Regions from separate parts of the Homo sapiens genome. Here region 2 is linked to region 1. The links are chromatin contacts, found by Hi-C or POLR2A ChIA-PET in ENCODE. All regions are on one chromosome and are shown on one strand. Each heading gives the region's core, a stretch centred on a gene start or an enhancer-like site at or near the end of the contact. The rest is flanking DNA. Distances are from core to core; before and after follow the strand shown. Region 1 overlaps MCF2L2 (MCF.2 cell line derived transforming sequence-like 2). Region 2 overlaps MCF2L2 (MCF.2 cell line derived transforming sequence-like 2).

Region 1 (3,244 bases), core at 444-2,943:
ACATGCCACTATGCCTGGCTAATTTTTGTATTTTTAGTAGAGACAGGGTTTCACCATATTGGTCAGGCTGGTCTCGAACTCTTGATCTCAGGTGATCCACCTGCCTTGGCCTCCCAAAGTGTGAGATTACAGGCGTGAGCCACCATGCCCAGCTGATTATAGCAAAATTCTAAGTGATAGTTGTATTCTTGGAAAATGAATGGAACGACTTTTGTCCCAGCCAAGATCTAGTGGTGTGTTGGAGCAGATACACCCTGAGTCTCTGGGGCACTCTCAGTCTATGTATCAGATAAGCATAAGGAGTATTGGTGGAGAAGGACAAGAATGGGAAAGGTGGGCGATGAGAATTCCTGCAGATAAGGACTGGTGAGAGTATTCTCTTTTGAAACCCTTAGTCGACAATCTTTCTGGTGCATATCAGATAAGCTGAATGGTTTAGGAAATCTAGTGTTCACATTTAGTGCTTAGAATTCTAAGCTTTTTTATTTTGCTTAAACAAATGGAATGAAATTTATTAACAAGTGAACCTAGTAATGAGCTGAAATTATTCTCACCAGCATACATATTTTTGGTAAATTATAGACTTTGAAGACAAAATCATGGTGTTTCCCTTACTGTCCAGTGGATGGCACAAAGAGACCATTGTAGATCCTGCTGGTTCAGCGGTAGCTCTCAATCCATAGATATTAAATGGGCAAATTCTATTTTTATTGTCTTTCAAACTAGATTTTTCTCAATGCACAACTTTTTTTTTCTTTTTCTTTTTTTTTTTTGAGACGGAGTCTCGCTCTATTGCCAGGCTGGAGTGCAGTGACACGATCTCGGCTCACTGCAACCTCCGCCTCCCGGGTTCAAGTGATTCTCCTGCCTCAGCCTCCTGAGTAGCTGGGGACTACAGGCGCATGCCACCATGCCCAGCTAATTTTTTTGTAATATCAGTAGAGACAGGGTTTCACCATGTTGGCCAGGATGGTCTCGATCTCCTGACCACGTGATCCGCCCACCTTGGCCTTCCAAAGTGCTGGGATTACAGGCGTAAGCCACCGCGCTTGGCCAATTATGCACAACTTTTTAAGGACCATCTCTATCACATGAACTAAAGGATATCATTTTCACTTGGGGGTGGGAAGTGGTGAGCTGCTTAAAAGCAATGCCTAAACCCCCTGGGCTTTCCTTCCTTTCACTTGGAAGAACCAGGGGGTAACTAACTGCTAACAATTCCATGCTTTCAGAGATCTAGGCGCAAGCCTAAGGGCTTCATCTCATTTAATCCTCATGGCAAGACTGTACAGTATTATCTCCATTTTGTAAAATGAATGATAAAAAGAACTTAAGCACAGACAGGCTATAGAATCCATCCAAAGAGATGGAGCTGCACTTGAGGCTGGGTCTTTGAGACCTGAGTTTGAGCCCTTCATCATTGTGTTGTGTGTGCTGCTAACCAATTTCCCCTCTCTGTCTTCTAGGATTTAATACATGGTGTCACATTCTGTCTGATCCATCCCAGTAGCTCTCCAGAGCTCCCAACAGGAGAGAGTTCCAAAATGTTTCCAGGGGTACTAGGCTCGGTTACAATATTTTGCTTGGTGGCCCAGAGTATAAACGTGGATATCTTAGGCTGGTCTATAGCTGAAACGTCTATTTCATTTGCAAGCCTATCTTTGGCTAAGAGGAAGTGAATCATTCTTGAGAACATCTAATTAATTGCTTTCAGATTCCACATGTTGACATTCTCAGGGCACATTTTTTTTTTCCCGTGCATTTCTGTTGTCAAAGTCCCTGCCAGCTCCTAAGGCAGTCTGAGCTGGCTGTCTTAGACTTTCAGAGCTGCTGGAAGCTTGGGGGAGGGAGGGGCTGTAGGTCAAAGAAACTTTATAACCTAGCTTTACCTCCCAGCTCAGCCACCAGCTGCCCTCAAATGTTCTGGATTGGAATAAGCCCAAAGATGAGTGGCAGGAGGGAAGGGCAAGCCAATACGTCTAGTTTGGTTCAGTCAAAGCCTTGCCCATTTCATCAGAATTTTAATGGAAAATTTCCAATAAGATTAAAATATAAGGTCACCCCAATTTTAGTATGGCTCCATTTAAAAAAAATCATGCATATCTTTGTTTTGCAATGGGGCCTTACTCTTGCCCAGGAGAGGTGCGGTGGTACAATCATGGCTTACGGCAGCCTCAACCTCCTGAGCTCAAGCAATCCTTTCACCTTGGCCTGCCAAATAGCTAGGATTACAGACACCCACCACCATGCCCAGCTAATTTTTAAAAAAAATTTTTTGTAGGTCCAGTGCAGTGGCTCATGCCTGTAAATCTCAGCACTTTGGGAGGCCGAGGCAAGCGGATCACCTGAGGTCAGGAGTTTGAGACCAGCCTGGCCACAATGGTGAAACTGCCGTCTCTACTAAAAACACAAAAATTAGCGAGGTGTGGTGGTGGGCACCTGTAATCCCAGCTACTCGGGAGACTGAAGCAGGAGAATCAATTGAACCTGGGAGGTGGAGGTTGCAGTGAGCCAAGTTCGTGCCATTGCACTCCAGCCTGGGCAACAAGAGTGAAACTCCGTCTCAAAAGTTTTTGTGGAGATGGGGTCTTGCGATATTGCCCAGGCTGGTCTCAAGCTCCTGGATATCAAGTGATCCTCCTGCTTTGGCTTCCCAAAGTGTTGGGATTACAGGCATGAGCCACCACAACTGACCAAATCATGCATTTCTATAGACAACGTCTGCAAGAAGATATTAATGGTGATTATATCTGGTTATGTTGGATTTGTATTTTTATTTGTACTTTCCTGTATTTTCTAAATTCCTGACATTCTACATGTGTACTCCTTTAATAATCAGAAAAGGAAACTTAAAATAGTTAAAACCAATTGGTCAGATATGTAAAATAACCCACCATCTCTCCAGAGAGGGCTGTTTGCTAGAACTTATTTTCTTCATTGAAATACTAGAGTGCCCCAATAAGTTTGAATAACACAAAAAAAAAGATAATGAAAGTAACTAAATTATCTAGGCCCAAAAGGAAATGCCACAAAAATTGGCAAAGAAACAACCATGACGTGCTATACCGGATAGCTCCTAGGCCCCCTTGGAGACCCTGAGGTACCCGACGAGGGACCTGTAGTAAGGCTGGCAGACAGGTTCTTCCTCTGTTAGCTCTGAGGTACAACAGTTATTCTCATTTTTATGTCTTTCACATGGCCAGAACTTTGCAAATCAGAGGCAAAGTGAATTCAGAATTAAAAA
Region 2 (3,244 bases), core at 553-3,052, 160 kb after region 1:
AAACAAATTTACCAGAAAAAAACAACCTCATCAAAAAGTGGGTGAAGGATATGAACAGACACTTCTCAAAAGAAGACATTTATGTGGCCAACAAACATATGAAAAAAAGCTCATCATTGCTGGTCATTAGATAAATGCAAATCAAAACCACAATGAGATACCATCTCACACAAGTTAGAATTGTGATCATTAAGAAATCAGGAAACAACAGATGCTAGAGAGGATGTGGAGAAATAGGAACGCTTTTACACTGTTGGTAGGAGTGTAAATTTGTTCAACCATTGTGGAAGACAGTGTGGCAACTCCTCAAGAATCTAGATCCAGAAATACCATTTGACCCAGCAATCCCATTACCGGGTATATACCCAAAGGATTATAAATCATTCTACTATAAAGACACATGCACAAGTATGTTTATTGCAGCACTGTTTACAATAGTAAAGACCTAGAACCAACCCAAATGCCCATCAATGATAGACTGGATAAAAAAAATGTGGTTCATATACACCATAGAATACTATGCAGCCATAAAAAAAGAACGAGTTCATGTTCTTTGCAGGGACATGGATGAAGCTGGAAACCATCATTCTTAGCAAACTAACACAGGAACAGAAAACCAAACACCACATGTTCTCACTCATAAATGGGAAGTGAACAATGAGAACACATGGACACAGGGAGGGGAACATCACACACCAGGACCTGTCAGTGGGTCGGGGGTCGGGTAGGGGGGGCGAGGGGAGGGAGAGAATTAGGACAAATACCTAGTGTAGATGATGGGTTGATGGGTGCAGCAAACCACCATGGCACATGTATACCTATGGAACAAACCCGCTCATTCTGCACATGTATCCCAAAACTTAAAGTATAATAATAAATAAATAAATTTTTAAAAAGGCAAGTAGAGACGGAGTAAATACACTGCTTACAAAAGATACACTTTTGTGTATGAGGAGAGAGTTAGATTGAAAGAAAAGGGTAGTAAAACATACACCATGCTATCACTAGTCATAAGAAAGCCAATGTGGCTATGTGAATATTTTTCAAAGTAGTATTTATGACAAGGAGTATCGGCAGAGATAAGTTATTCATAAATATAAAAGGGCCTTTTTATCAGGAAGACATAAGAATCCTAAATGTCTAAGCGTACAATAACATTGCCCCAAAGACACAAAGCAAAAATGGGTAGAACTAAAAGAAAAACAGATAAATCCACAAAGTTTGAGATTCTAGTATTCCTCTCTCAGTAATTCATAGAACAAGCAGCCAAAAATTAGTAAGAACATAGACCCGACTTGGAAGAACACAACATCTAGCAATGCAGACGATATTCTTTTCAAATGCTCATGGAATATTTAACAAGATAGACCATTGTCTGGGTCATAAAGCAAGTATCAACAAATTTTACATGATGCTAATCATAGAGGGTGCACTTCTGATCACCATGGAATTAAACTGGAACTCTACTATTCCTCTCTTTTCTATTTCATTTATCTTTGGTTCTTTTTATTTTCCTTTACAATTTCCTTCCTTTTGTTTTCTTTGGGTTTCTTATTCTCTTTTCAAACTTCTTAAGGTATAAGATTAGAGCACTGACTTTAAGCCTTTCTTCTTCTCCAATATAAGTATTTCAAGTTACAATTTCTTCCTAAGCACTACTTTTATCTATATCACATGAATGTTGACATACTGTTTTTGTTATTGCTCGGTAAAAATGTTTTCTCACTTCCTTTGTGATTTTTTTCTTTGATTCATAGGTTATATAGAGGTGGTTGCTTAGCTTCCGAATGTTACTGGGCACTGATCATAGGGGACACAGAATGAGCAAAACAGTTCTGCTGCACTAGCAAAAACGTGTGAACGTCAAACACAACAACAATCATTCTAGATAGTCATAGCTGCTATTTATTGAGTTCCTATCATTTGTCAGACTTATTTGTTTTCTGTCTCACTTAACCTAACGAAACAGATGTTATCTCCTTTTAACAGCAGAAGAAACCAAGGCTGATAGAACAGAATAACTTGCCTGATATCACACTAGCAAGCCTGGCTTTCAGACTCAGCTGTCTGATACTGATGCTCTTCACCCTATTCCACTGCTCCCCTTCCACTGTTTTTTTCACAGCAAACCTGCTTGTACCTTGTGGCAGCTTGATTTTGTATATTTTGCTGCTCCTTTTTTTTTTCTTTTCTACTTGAACCACGTAATCATTGAAGGAAGTTCTAAGGGAGCCACCAGGACTCTTAAACAAGGTGAAGCTGGGAGAGGCTTAGCAAATATTAGATCGTTTATAAACACAGGCTATTCTTTCACCTATGAAATAAGCAGCTGCTGGCATATATGGTCTCCCCGGCCAAACTGAGGGCAAATGTTCCTCAGAACAAGACTCCTCTTCGCTCCACACAGACTAAGACCCAACCAGAGCATCTGGGTAAATGGAGTGTGGGATCTGCTGGAAAAATACCTGTGAACAGAAAGAGCTGTGTCTCCTGACATAATTGTATATAGGCCACAGTTCAGAAAGAGACAAGGAATCACGACAATGACTTTAAATCATCCTCCCATAAGGTATACATGCTAGACAACACTCAGTAATGACTGCTGGGGTGGGATTTTTTTTTTTCACCCTCTCTTATTCAACAAAGGTATGAAAACGTCAACTAAACCAAATGCACAGGAAATGGGGTTTCTGGCCAATGTATTTCTTAAGGTAACACTTGGTTTTTACCCCTCTTGTTCTTTTTAACACCAAAGCCCTATGATGTGTCAGACACCTGCACAAATACTCTTTGATATGATTGTCATACTCGCTCTATGAGGTTGGTGATAACATTTTCATTTAATAGACAAGGAAACTAATCCTCAAGAATGCTTCGAAAAATAACTTGCAAAAGTCACACCCTATATGCAGAGTTAAGAGTCATTAGAGGCCGGGCGCGGGGGCTCACGCCTGTAATCCCAGCACTTTGGGAGGCCGAGGCAGGTGGATCACGAGGTCAGGAGATCGAGACCATCCTGTCTAACACGGTGAAACCCTGTCTCTACTAAAACTACAAAAAATTAGCTGGGCGTGGTGGCGGGCGCCTGGAGTCCCAGCTACTCCAGAGGCTGAGGCTGGAGAATGGTGTGAACCCGGGAGGCGGAGCTTACAGTGAGCCCAGATAGCGCCACGGCACTCCAGCCTGGGCGACAGAGCGAGACTCCGTCTCAAAAAAAAAAAAAAGAGTCATTAGAAGTCTTCAG

What was found. A loop is a pair of places that touch in the nucleus more often than their neighbours do. ChIA-PET counts read pairs that join two places held with the same protein, here RNA polymerase II (POLR2A). Pooled maps may share reads with other maps.
Region 2: a pooled map shows a loop between it and region 1 (2.9-fold over the local background). The contact joins two enhancer-like sites. A Hi-C loop is called at or near these places in 3 of 50 pooled maps. POLR2A ChIA-PET finds 5 or more read pairs at or near these places in 3 of 52 experiments (AG04450, CD8-positive, alpha-beta T cell and activated CD4-positive, alpha-beta T cell).

What each region holds. Positions count from the first base shown.
Region 1 is chr3:183,184,163-183,187,406 of GRCh38, forward strand. All of the region lies in intron 27 of MCF2L2 (MCF.2 cell line derived transforming sequence-like 2), which reads right to left. Among named protein-coding and RNA genes, the nearest start is that of LAMP3, 23 kb to the left of the region's middle. Within about 2 kb of position 1,694, at least 3 of the 41 ENCODE cell types and tissues checked have a DNase peak (open chromatin) inside an H3K27ac peak, as active enhancers do.
Region 2 is chr3:183,347,694-183,350,937 of GRCh38, forward strand. The region is part of intron 3 of MCF2L2 (MCF.2 cell line derived transforming sequence-like 2); the gene reads right to left. Among named protein-coding and RNA genes, the nearest start is that of MCF2L2, 79 kb to the right of the region's middle. Within about 2 kb of position 1,803, at least 2 of the 41 ENCODE cell types and tissues checked have a DNase peak (open chromatin) inside an H3K27ac peak, as active enhancers do.